Linked DNA regions of Homo sapiens: all the other regions are linked to region 2. Evidence: chromatin contacts called from ENCODE Hi-C data. All regions are on one chromosome and are shown on one strand. Each heading gives the region's core, a stretch centred on a gene start or an enhancer-like site at or near the end of the contact. The rest is flanking DNA. Distances are from core to core; before and after follow the strand shown. Region 1 has its middle 48 kb from the start of FAM240B. Region 2 overlaps LOC107987065 (a long non-coding RNA gene). Region 3 overlaps SHB (SH2 domain containing adaptor protein B). Region 4 overlaps SHB (SH2 domain containing adaptor protein B).

The links. A loop is a pair of places that touch in the nucleus more often than their neighbours do. Pooled maps may share reads with other maps.
Region 1: a map with no recorded cell type shows a loop between it and region 2 (9-fold over the local background). The contact joins two enhancer-like sites. A Hi-C loop is called at or near these places in 2 of 37 single-sample maps with no recorded cell type and 2 of 50 pooled maps.
Region 3: a loop to region 2 is called in a map with no recorded cell type, with 13 times the contacts of the local background. The contact joins two enhancer-like sites. A Hi-C loop is called at or near these places in 3 of 37 single-sample maps with no recorded cell type and 4 of 50 pooled maps.
Region 4: a pooled map shows a loop between it and region 2 (4-fold over the local background). The contact joins two enhancer-like sites. A Hi-C loop is called at or near these places in 2 of 37 single-sample maps with no recorded cell type and 4 of 50 pooled maps.

What each region holds. Positions count from the first base shown.
Region 1 is chr9:38,670,860-38,673,961 of GRCh38, reverse strand. No RefSeq gene overlaps it. Among named protein-coding and RNA genes, the nearest start is that of FAM240B, 48 kb to the left of the region's middle. RefSeq lists an enhancer at 1,051-1,694. Within about 2 kb of position 1,506, at least 5 of the 41 ENCODE cell types and tissues checked have a DNase peak (open chromatin) inside an H3K27ac peak, as active enhancers do.
Region 2 is chr9:38,317,817-38,321,004 of GRCh38, reverse strand. The region is part of intron 1 of LOC107987065 (a long non-coding RNA gene); the gene reads right to left. Among named protein-coding and RNA genes, the nearest start is that of ALDH1B1, 73 kb to the left of the region's middle. RefSeq lists an enhancer at 1,623-1,962. Within about 2 kb of position 1,909, at least 5 of the 41 ENCODE cell types and tissues checked have a DNase peak (open chromatin) inside an H3K27ac peak, as active enhancers do.
Region 3 is chr9:37,952,348-37,955,498 of GRCh38, reverse strand. The region is part of intron 4 of SHB (SH2 domain containing adaptor protein B); the gene reads left to right. Among named protein-coding and RNA genes, the nearest start is that of SLC25A51, 50 kb to the right of the region's middle. RefSeq lists enhancers at 1,083-1,372, 1,583-1,712, 3,148-3,151. Within about 2 kb of position 1,323, at least 11 of the 41 ENCODE cell types and tissues checked have a DNase peak (open chromatin) inside an H3K27ac peak, as active enhancers do.
Region 4 is chr9:37,993,647-37,996,766 of GRCh38, reverse strand. All of the region lies in intron 2 of SHB (SH2 domain containing adaptor protein B), which reads left to right. Among named protein-coding and RNA genes, the nearest start is that of SHB, 74 kb to the left of the region's middle. Within about 2 kb of position 1,611, at least 23 of the 41 ENCODE cell types and tissues checked have a DNase peak (open chromatin) inside an H3K27ac peak, as active enhancers do.

The sequences.
Region 1 (3,102 bases), core at 257-2,756, 350 kb before region 2:
AGCCAATTCACATGGCTTCAAAAGCAATAAATTTTAAAACAAGAACTTTTGAATGGCACTGACAAAGTGTCCTCAGATTCATTATCACATTTACTCTTCAGCGCAGCCCTGTGAGGTTCACATCCAGGCCTCACGGAGGAGGACACTGAGGCCGGGAGACTTTCCAGGTCTTGCCGGGGATGGCACAGCTTGGCTTTGGTGCCCAGGACTGAGCCATGACTTAGGGCATGCGCTCTTTTCATTGTATTGTGTTCGCAACGATTGCCTAACAACTTTTTGTACGGTTTTTAAAAATTACTGCAGCAGATATGTCTGTGCTGAATGTAACTTAAGATGTTAGTTTGCTTCACGTAAACTGAAGCGGCTCATTTTCGGTCCCCAGCTTTTCGTCACGGTGCGTTTAGCCATTTGGCTGAACAAATAGAGGGACTGTTTCTTCCTCCTCCTTCTCTCAGCACATTCACCTTTTCAGCACAGAATTTTATGAATTCTGCTCCAGTTGTCCAGGTGTAAGAGAGGGAGAAATCTGGAGAAGGAATACTAATTCTATAACTTGGCAGAGACTATCTGCCATAAGCCTAATAGTCAATGAAAACCACTGAGCGTACACATTTCATTTACATTTCCCATCGCCAAGTGCAAGGCCCTGCCTTGGGAACTTTTAGGGCCATAACTGTGGAGTTTCAGAGAGCAAGTCTCAATTTACTAGTTAGTCCTTAATGTAGATGTTTGGACCACTCTTGTTTTTAAAGTGGTAAAACACACACCAGAACACTGTCGAGCATACACGTTTTGGATGTCAGATTGATTTTCAGGGAGGCAGTGGTCTGCAAAGCTGGCAGAGGAGTGGCCCGGCGCGGTGGCTCACACCTGCAATCCCAGCACTTTGGGAGGCTGTGGTGGGTGGATCACTTGAGGTCAGGAGATGGAGACTATCCTGGCTAACACGGTGAAACCCGGTCTCTATTAAAAATACAAAAAATTAGCCGGGCGTGGTGGCAGACGCCTGTAGTCCCAGCAACTCGGGAGGCTGAAGCAGGAGAACGGCGTGAACCCGGGAGGCGGAGCTTGCAGTGAGCCAAGATTGCGCCACTGCACTCCAGCCTGGGCGACAGAGCGAGGCTCCATCTCAAAAAAAAGAAAAAAAGAAAAAAAGAAAAAAAAAAAAAGCTGGCAGAGGAGCTCCTTTGGATAGAGGACACTTCAACTTTGATGGGGGCGGGGTTCCCCGGCTCTCTCTGGAGTGAAAACCCCGTGCACCACAGGGCACTTCCGTGAGCCGGAGGAGCAGCAGGGCCTGGCGAGCCCATCACAGAGGGAGCCTGCGGTTTCAGAGGCGACCACAGATCCGGCTGAAGAGCTGGTCCGAGAGCAGCTGGCTCTGCTGGGTGTGGCCAGCGTCTCTGCGGGGTACAGACCCAGCAGGGGGCAGCAGGGCCCTCAGCGCTCACATAACAAGCGCTGACCTCTGGGGAAGGCAGGCTCACATTTCCTCAAGGTTTTCTATTTGCACCAGATGAATTCAGTGTCAAATATGAAAGGGCATCTTTCCAAGGGCCGTTAAGAGAGTCTCGTTTACTATGTAAACAAGGACAGAAGGCATCGAAGCCGGCATGCCATTATTCCTTGGCTTCTGAACGTTCGAGTGGAACTGCTTGTCCCGTGATTGCTACTAGCATTAAAATATTGGTTGGATTGTCCCATGAACATGAAAGTTTACAGCAAAGAGTGATTTTTCCAAAAGAGGAGCTGCAACAGTATTTGAGTTCCGCTTCTACATCCTTAATTTTCTGAGGTTCCCTCAGAAAATCGGCAGAGTGGGTAGGATTCAGAAGGTTTTTCAGGGCTTCGATTAGTCGGAATTTTTTTTTTCAGTTCCCTTAGAGATTTATTTTGAAGTGCCCCTGCCATGACTTTTCTGCCTGCCTGTGTGGCTTTCAAACCTGACCACCAAGTGTTTAGGGGTGAGTCATTTTCCCACAGGTAGGAGAGTAAGAAGAGTCTCTAGCCCCCACGGGGAGGGTCATGAGAGCAAACACGAGAGAGGACTTGGTCCTTACCAGAGGTCATCTCCAAAAAAGTGAGGTGTTCCAGTGATCATTCCCTGACCGATGACTTCCTGAGCTATTTTCTGCAGTAAACAGTCTCTATGAGATATCATAGGAAATGAGTTTTAGACTTTCTTTCACCAAACATTTCTTTTATTGTTTTCCAGTAACATTTGCATTGTTTCACCCTGATCTCATCTATTCACCATTTGTGACATTTTTTCAAGCCTCGGTTCACCTCTTTTTCATGTCCCCTTCTGGTCTTTTGAGATAACACTTTCAGAATTTTGCCATTCTGCTATGAGGCCTGTGTCTATTTGCGTGAGAAGAATTCCACGTGGAGGAGGTGAGGGCCCAGTTGTTTGGTTTGGAGAAGCCCATGACTGCTCATTCGTCTGAGGCCCTGCCTATGCCAGGTGTATGGAGTACTTTCATGTGACATGTACAGCTCTTCCAGCTGAGCATAAAAGCAGGCTCCTCACCCTTTTATCAAATAATTGACTCAGAACTTTAACCAAGACAGATACAAGTATCTTAAGACCTGAATTTATTTTTTAATTTACTAGACATTGTGTTTAGTGTACTAATTACAGTGTATAATTAAAGAACAGCGTAGGGTTGGCTAACATAGAAGGTGGTTAAACTCTGGTGTGCAATACCCTCTCAGTAAACTTTTAAATGGCATGGGTTGTGGTTGAGTGATATGGAGAAAAGTCTTGGCCTTTGGTTCCTATTACTACTTCTCATCTCTTGCTCTTATTTACTGTTTTGGGCTGTTCATGAAAGGGATTTTTTTCTACTCCCCAGCTCTTGCTCATAGGTAATTCAATAATAGTTAAGTCATAAATATCTTAAATGAGAAAAGTTTATTCCTATTTAGATTTCTAATTACTCCGCAGAATTTGAATTCCACATAATTTGAGATTGCTTTAAGAGTCCACTAATAACCAGTGCTGGAGTGCTCTCTCATCACTCATAACGGGGCACTAAATGTCAAATGTTCATCTAGTGATTTATGCTCTTATTTCACAGCTTTCCTTAATTGCTTTTTACA
Region 2 (3,188 bases), core at 660-3,159:
TCTTAATTCATTTTATGAATCTATATGTTTCAAGTTATATATATATATAAAAGTCTCAAATTATATATATGTATATAAAATATTCAAATTTCCCACTTGTACAAACAGCTGCAGTGAACAAACTTGGACATGTATCTTTGTGCAGTTGAATGAAGAAATCTGCAGAATAAATTACTAGAACTGAAATGCCTGGGTCAGTGGAGATTCACATTGTAATCTTTGATGGATTCTGCCAAATTGCCTTTAAAACTTTCTCCTAATTTACCCACTCCCCGACTGGGTATACATTTCCCTACCATCTTACCAACATTAAGCTTTATCAATATATAAAAGTGTTTTGCCAATCTGATAGGTAAAAATATATTTTTGTCATTTATTTATTTATTTTTATTTTTTATTTTTGAGATGGAGTCACTCTGTTGCCCAGGCTGCAGTGGCTCACTGCAACCTCCACCTCCCAGGTTCAAGTGATTCTCCTGCCTCAGCCTCCCAAGTAGCTGGGATTACAGATGCCCACCACCACGCCTAGCTAATTTTAAATATATTTTTAGTAGAAATGAGATTTCATCATGTTTGCCAGGCTGGTCTTAAACTGCTGACCTCAAATGATCCACCTGCCTCGGCCTCCCAAAGTGTTGGGATTACAGGTGTGAGCCACTGCGCCCGGCTTACTTTTGTCATTTTAATCTGTACTTCTTTGAGCACTGTCTTTCTTTTAAGTGAATTTCTAGTCCAAGTCTCCTGCACATTTACTATTAGGTTGTTTTTTTTTTTATTGAGTCATAGAAAGCTCTTTATACATGAACACTATTAACCTTTTGTATGTAATAAATGTTGAAAATGTTTTCCCTCAATTTGTCATTTGTACTTTAGTTTTATTTGTAATGTCTTTTGCCTTACAGACATTTCAAATATTTATGTAGTTAAACCTTGTCATTTATTATTTCCAGATTTATTTTTACTTTACCACCTTGTTTTTTAACTACCAGTTAATGATTTTACTCTCTAGTTAATCATGAGTTACTTGGGGGCATAGGCTGCCTCTTACTCACATCTGTAGATCTTTCTCAAGAAATCACTCACCCTAGAGCCCTGGCTATGATAAGTGCTCCGTAAATAAGCACATGTTTAAATTTTATTGAATCGACAGAGTTCAGTGTGCTGTAAAATAAGCAAACATAGAAAATGTAATTCCAAGATTGAAGTTGAGGGAAAAGCTCCAAGGTGCTTTGGCATACAAAACAAAATGCATGGTGAATTAAAACTGTAATTTCAATCGATATATGGAGTAAGATCACGGTTAAATTCAGCTGGCAATAGAAAATTATTAAAAAGATCACAAGAAATGTGTTCTATATTGGTTTCACTTTAAAAGCTGTTTTTGTCCCTGAATTATCTGCTTTCAGAATCAGAGTTTAATACGGAAGAGTCATAGTTTAATATAAAAATAGTCACAGTTTAATATAAAAAGTCAGAATTTAATATAAAAATAACAAAGTGGGGAGTTCAGATGGTAATCTGGATCTCATGTAAAACACATGCCCGGTGACTGGGGCCACTTTAACTACCCTGTGTCTGCTCTTTGCTGGTGACAGTCTACACTGATTGCAGAACACATGGGGAAAAGGAAAGACAGGCTCTTAAGTACGAGAACTGCACACCTCAAGCTGTAATATGCTGCTGTTGTTTACATTCTTAATGCTGCTCATCGAAACTTGGAAGGCATGTGATGTTGGGGAAATCCCTGGGCCTCATTTTGGCTGTTTTAAAAACAAAGCGGGTTCACTGCATGATCTCGGCAGTTCGTCCTGAAACTGAGGTCCTTGGAGCGTACGAGACTCTTCCTGTGAAATGATTTCCAGGGCCCTGCCTTTGTGGAATTCCCCTGTGATTCCATCTGAGGTGTGAAGGCAAACCCATCACAGTTGTTACCAGCTGTTCTGTGAGGCTGCGCTGGGAGCCCCCAAGAGCATCAACACCGACGTCTGTATAAGTTAAATTAAATTCCAGGATCTGGTGTGAAGCTGGAACAGGCCTTGATGTTTTTATCTGTCTGCTGCTGAATTCCTCTGGGGCCTATCGCCTCAGCTGAGAGCACACGAGGGAAAGGGAATGGAGTGGAAGGGACAGTTTTCTCTCTTTTATTTATGTAGGTTAATAATCATTTTATTATATAAATTATACCCTGGTCACTTCCTAAAAGGACTGAAGATAATTCATGAGTTCACTTGAATTATGGTACTCTATCCCTGCCCTATGCCAGACCCAATGCTGGAGGCTTGGGGAAAGAGAAACACATGAAAAAAATCTGATACTGTGTCTTACATGGTATTAGAGAGGCCTTGGGGTATACAGGGTTATGGGGACACATGGAAAGAAAAAGCAATTCTGATGGTCCAGAGGTGGGCATGGAGGGGAAGAGAGAGGGAAAGGGGATGTCAATTTCTTGAGTACCTTTTAGGAAGGAATATGTCATCATGACCAAGGGCACAGGATTTGGCGACAGGTAAGACTGGGTTCAACTTATTTAAACCTCAGTTTTCTCATCAGCAAAATGGAGTAATAATAGAATTTCCTTTATTGGGTTGGTAGGCAGATTAAGTGAAAAAGGCATATAAAGCACTTAGCCATGCTTAGTGTCCAGCACATGGCAAGCATACCATATGTGGTCACTGCTTTTATTATTATTCTGCTTATCAGTCAGTCAGATGCACTTACTATCGAAGACTGCATTGTACTTGGTTTACAGATGAGGAAACAAAGGCTCAGAGAGCTTATATAATTTGCCCAAGGCCACTCAGCTTGAAAATGGCAGAAGCAAAATTCCAATGAACTTCAAAGCCCATTTTCTTCCCACTGCTGTGCTGTGCTGCTGCTGAAGGAAGGTTCCCCAAAGACCTGATATTTGAGTTGGGTGTTAAGGAATGAATAGAGGTTGCTTTGTGGGCCTTAGAGAAAAGGAAATGCTCTACAACCCTCCAGCCTCAAAGAGGTGGATTTGGCCAACAAGCTGAATGAACTCAGAAGTGGATTCTTCCCTCAGAGACTCCAGAATGGAGTGCAGCCTGGCTGACACCTTGAGTTCAGCAGACCCGAGCAGAGGACACGGTCATCCCATGCTCAGGCTTCTGACCTACAGAACCGCAAACAAGCAAATGGGTATTGTTTTAGGCTGATAAATGTATGGT
Region 3 (3,151 bases), core at 74-2,573, 360 kb after region 2:
CTCAAAAAAAAATAAATAAATACCCAGACTGAGGCATGCTAGAACTCCAGGGGCCTTCTAGCCTGCCCCTACCTCCCCCTCTGTGTATACATGGGCAGGTTAAGGCTCTTGGAAGGTTGAGGCTCCCACCCAGCCAGTGGTAGGCCCAGGATTAGAACACATACCTCCTAGCTTCTAGCCCTGAACTTTTTCTCTCCACACTGTGTTGCCACCCTTACCTTCAATGGCAGGAGGAACTGCAAAAGAGTCTACAGGGTGCACTCCTCCTTTTTACATCCTAGTTTCTCATTTCATCATGCAGCAAATAAGTCCTTGGAAAAACTAAATATAAACTAAATCCTTTCCCCTAAGTGTAAAACTATGTGTAAATTAGATTTATTTTCTAGCTACAGTCGTGTTCTTGCTCCATGTCTGCTTGATACTGTTAGAGTTGGGCGAGGCCTTTCCACTCTTGATGCGGGTTTTCCCAGCCCCTTTGCCCAGAGATTTCCCACCTCCAGTCAGTGGCCAAGTCCCATCCATGCTGCCCCCAAGGTCCCACATCCCTTTCCGTTCTTGCTGCCCCCCAGCACTGTGCAGGGCCGGGCCCTTTATTGCCCCTCCCCTTGGCCATGGTTATCATCTCCCTGCTCTGCCAAATCATCCCTGGGTGCAGGGTCCTGCTCTGCTCTGAAACCTTCAGTGGCTCCACATTACCTCCAGGATAAAGTCCCACCTCCCTAGCCTGCCATTCATTCTGTGAATTGTCTGCAAACTATGTTTTCAGTTTCTAACCGTGTCTCATAACTGGACTAGAATGAGCTTCTCCAGGAACTTGACAAAGCAGGTGCAGGACTTGTGCTGGTGTCCTCAGGTGTCTTGTCTGCTTAAACAAGCAAATGTGCAATAAAGGGTTGTCAGCCCATTGCCTAGATGAGAACATCAGGGCCCAGAGTGGTGCAGAGCCTTGGCAAGGACTCACGGCTCAGAGTGCCCCCAACCTCATGACCCAGACCCCACCCTCTCCCCTCCCCTCTCCTCCACTTACTCTTTGCTCATTCCCACCCTTTGCCTGGTATGGAGTAGGCACACATGAGGCCACAAGACTCACTGACAACCACACATGGTTCGTGAGCCTTCCCTGGTGTGTGTCACGTACTGTATTTGTCTTGGGGATTCTGGTCTTGGCATGGCCGGCAGGGCATACCCTCACAGGAAATTCTCACTCGGTGAGCAGGATGCAGGGTTTTCCGAATGACATCATATGCTGCCCTTTTAAGCAAGTGCTGTCACCTCTGGAGGCTTCTGCCACCTTTGTGAGTGCTCCCAGCCGGTGCTGTGAATCATTTCTCACAGCCATGCAGATCGTCTGACAGGTTTTGCTTATTTCTGATCAAACTGTGCACTTTTAATCAACAAACTGTGACTCACAGATGTTCGGCGTGCGTCCTGACCAGCAGTGGCCAGGTCTGCCTGGGTCAGTCTGGGCCCAGCCTGCCCACTCCCACCCCCAGACTCAGCCTTCATCTCAAGGTGGGAGGGTTGGGCTCTCTTTCCTTTCCCATTCCCACTTGATGGGGCCCCCAGCCAAGTCCAGAGGCATGACTGGCTTTTCCTCCCCCATCGTCTCATCTCCCCACGATTAACTCCCCAAGATGAGTCAGAAGTCCTGACTCATCACCCGAGGGGTTTGCTTAAGGTAAAATCCCATTTCGGTTAGAGCCTGATGACCCCAGTAAAGAGGATCACCTAGTCCCCCACCTGAACTGATGCTGTTCTAGAGTTCAGGAGGCGCCTTCCAGTCTGAACCTCTCCTCCACCCTAGCACAGAGGGAGGTAGGAGGGGAGACCGAGGCACTGGGGTGTGCCCCAGGTCACACGGGGTGGCCATGGATGGGCAGGCACACATCTGCCTAGGTGCTCCTACCACCTGCCTTCCCTCCTGGGACAGCAGAAAGGTGCTCCAGTGCTCAGGGTCTGTCCCCACTGCCTCCTGGAGGCAGCCCCACCTGCACCCCTCTTCCTTCCTCCATCATTACCATCAGTATATGAACGTGTCCCAGTAACAAACTTTGCCAACATAAGTAAAAAAAAAAAACCTTGACTCAACATTCCTCTCAACTGCCCCTGCTGAGAACAGAAACTCCATGAGGGCAGGAACTTGTCTAGGTCACCACTGCATCCCCTGTGCCTAGAACAGTGCCCAGCAGGTAACAGGTGCTGAATAAATAGCTGTTGCGTGAATGAACAGTCTCCAAAGAGCTGCCAGCACTTCTCCCCTCTCTGTCACCTCCCCTTCTCTCTCACCCACCACAGCCAGCCTCCTTTTTCTGCCCCGGTCCCCAGACGACCCCCTCTGTCCTCCGTGGCAGTCACCACAGTTGACCACTCTCCTTCTGGGCCTCTGGGCCTGGTGCTCCTCCTGCCTCCCTGGCCACTCTTCCATCTCCTCTGCTGGCTCCTTGCCTCTGCTTGACCTGAAGGTCTGACTTTCCAGGGCTCAGTCTCCAACTACGTGCTCTCCCTGGGTTGTCTCTCCCAGGATCCTAGTGGTGACTCACAGACATGTAGCATCAGCCCACACCTCTCCCAGAGCTCCTGACTCCTACGTCCAGTTGCTTCCTGGCATCTCCATTTGGCTGACAAGTGGGCATCTCAAACTTAATGTGTTCAAAACTGGGCTCCTGATCTTCTCCTCGAAACTTGCCCCTCCCCCAGCTTCCGCACCTCCATAAACGGTGTCACATCTAACTAGTTATGGTTCAAGCCACAAACCCGTCATCATCTTGATTCCTTTTTTTGCCGGACACCAGCATCTGTTGCTTTACCAAATTCTGCCAGTGCTCCCTCCTAAGTACCACCAGAATCCATTATTCCTCCATCTCTGCGGCCACCTGCCGTGTGAACTACTTCACTAGCATCCTGACTTGTCTCCTCTGGCCCCTCCTCACGCCAACCTGACTGACTGTCTGTAAGATTTCCCAGGGCAAGTAACATCTCTTAAAACTCTTATTGCTGTGGATGAAATCAAACTTCTCCTCCTGGGCACAAGAACTGGGCCTACCTCCTGCCCGCTGCTCACAGTGCCTGGGTCATTCTTGCCGCCTTTCTGCTCTGTGAGCACTGCAAGCGCATTCCTACCTCAGGACCTTTGCACTTGCTGCCTGTTTTG
Region 4 (3,120 bases), core at 362-2,861, 320 kb after region 2:
CCAGGGTGATTAAGAGACTACAGTAGAAGGAGGGGAGATCTAGGCCCAACCTTGAATGCCTTTGGGTGTTGAATGAGGAGCTGAAAGAAAGGCCATTGCTGGGGAGGTGGGGACCAGCAGGCTCCAACCTTGGCCCAGAGCCAGCACATCAGTGGACACTCTGTGTCTGTCCAACATTAGGAGATGAGGAGCCAGTTGGTACTATAGAGATAAGGGCTTTAGACTCTCATCTAAGTGTTCATTGAATTACCAAATTTTTTTAAAGAACTGCTGCTTTATTTAGGCTCTGGGCTCCTATGTACATGATCACAGAATTCTGCACACGTACAGGCCTCAGGCCTGAGTTAAGGACCCTCCACCCAAGGGCTGGACAGGCTGCAAGGCTGTCCCAGCTATGTGCTATTTCTCCCTGTTGAGCAGGCTTCAACCATGAGTACCAGCTAAGCTCAGACTTTATGATCCAGGCGAGAAACAGGAAAGTTCATCCTGGGTGTGAGGGAAGGGGAGGGGTTCAGATGCTCCTGAAAGTGGAGTCGCTTCATGCAGCCTGTGGACAGATGGCCTGGTGGCTTCCTCAGCAGGCTGCCCTGTGTCCACTCCCACCTGCAGACCCTGGCTGACTACGGGCACACAGAATGGCTGCAGTCATTTCGGCTTGGACATTATTCAAAACCACCATTTCAGGTCATCCACCACATAGAAAAATCTCTACAAAGCACCCTGGTACATTTCATTTTAAACAGTGGGAGCTTTCTGGTGAACCCTGTAAGAGAAATTAGTTGCAAATTAAACCCCCAGGAAACAATGATTTGACCTATTGTATAGAATTGTTGGGTGTAAGCCAATTGGATGTTCAAAGACACCTGCCTAAGATGGTGATTTGGGTCTCAGAGCAACTGATTTTAAACCCCTCTGGCAAACGTAAGGGAGTGCCGTCAAGTGTCTTCAGAACAGTGACCTTCTCTGCAGAATAGATGAGAATGATGGGAATCAGCCAGCATGGAATGAGGCCCCTGCAGGTGTTGGGGGCTTTCTGGATAAGTTTGTCGAGCACCCTTGGTCTCATTGCTCCCTCTGCCCCCTAATATTCCTTCTGATATTAATATACATGACATTGACGGTGAGGAAAGCAAGCTAGGAAGGAGGCTCCCCGCTAGTGGAGGAGGAATGAGAGTGTAAGGACCTTTGGGGTGATGCAAGATTCAGTAGGGCCTCTGAGGTCCTGTGCTCCCCAGGCTTGGAGCACGCTGTGACCCAGGCTGGCCTGTGGAGGAGCATTTTTCCAGACTGACTGACAGTGGCCAGAGCTGGGAAAAGCAGGGCCTTCTCCCCATCAGCAGTGGGCAGGTGGCTGGAATATCAGGCCCAGAGGCCAGCAGGTATACACAGCAGAGGAGGGCTCGCGCTAAGAGGAGTTTAAAGATTCCTTGGGAGGGTGGGGTGGGACTTCCCCAGGAAAGTGTCCGCCTCTGTCTCACCAGGACAAGGATGAGTGGGATGAGCTGGAGCCTCAGCGGTCATGTGGCCTGTGGCTGGTGCCTCCCTCCGTCAGGGGACGTGAGTGAAATCTGAAGTGCGTGTCTGTGTGGTGGCAGCTGTAACGTGACAGCTGCCGCCCGCCTGCCCTTCCCCCAGCCTGTTCTCGAGTGAGGAAGCTTGTCTGGCAGCGCCAACTCAGCTGTCATCCCACATCAATTTTTGTAGGTTCCCAGCTAGTGGAAGAGTGCCAAATGCAAGCAGATGATATACTTAATGAAACACTCAGGAAGAACGTTTCAGTTCCAGATATTAAGGGTTTGTGTGTCATGTTGCTGAGCCCTGGAATCAGATCATGCCTTCTCAGCCTTGTCACAGAGTACAGGGCTCTTCCTTTTAGGGGTGAATGTAAAAAATATTTCACGGTGAGGTAGATGTTTATGCTATTGAAGGGCAGCATACATGACTGATATTATGAAAGAAAAAAAAACGAGAAGTCTTCCCCATGTGGACATAAACCGATTGACTGGTGAGTCATTTATACCAGATGTCAGCTAGAAGGAAGGTTGTGTGTCTGCGCACTCTATGTATATTCCTCATATGTAACATCTGCATGGGGTTTTATGGTTACAGGTCTCTTTTATATACCTTTTGTTTGGTTTTATTTTAAACAGCGCCATGAAATTGATATTAATATTCTCCCCACTCCACAACAGAGGTTGCCAAGTCTCTACTGGGGCAAATCGCTCCCCAGAGGGCATAGGCTGGTAGGCGGCAGAGCCAGGGTTTGAACCTAAGTCTCCCGAGTCCAGTTCCAAAATGAACTTACTGGTATTTGGAATTGCCAGTGTATTTCGTATGTGGAATCAAATGGGAAGTAATCAGTCATTTGAGTTACATTTGCATTTATTCTAACCTGATCAAGTTGGAATGAGGGATGGGACAGAAGAGAATAATATTTATATGCACGGTGCTCTTCATTGGTTACTCTTTCATATCTACTGACTTATTTGACTTTTGAGGAGCTGGAAGCAGAGAGAAGTTGGAGGATTTGCTGGGGTCACACAGCTTGGAGTGGCCAGCTGAGAGTCCATTCCAGATCTCATGGTCACTTTCTACTCTCTCACATTGCAGTGTTGCTATAACCATCTATAAAGTAACAAAGGGATAATATGAAAAAGGGTGATTCTGTAAGTAAATGAACCACTGAGGTCAATCAGCCGCCTATGGTTCCATTATTTTGCAGACAAGGAAGCTGCAAAGGAGACGGGGTGCTGTCTGGGGTCTCCCAGCAGCAGCTGGGGCCAGGCTTCTGACTCTAGCCATGTTCCACCCATTGCCGTCCTGGGTCTCAGCTTCAGGCAAGTCTTCACAGTCTAAGTTTTTTGTAGGTCTTTGAGCCAATAGACAGGAATGCTCTTGGAGTTGATCTCAGTTCTGTATCGTCAGCTTCCTATTTAGAAGAGAACCTTAAAATTCCAAAGTTCAGGTAACTCCTCCCTGCCAAGTGAGACTGTAAGCTCAGGCTTATATCAAAAATTCCGTATTTCTCAACGGTGAAGTCCACATTTACACTCCCAGTTATTTTTAGGTGGGAACTTTATATTTTCTTTTTTTTTTTAAGGGAGAATAAATTAACAAATA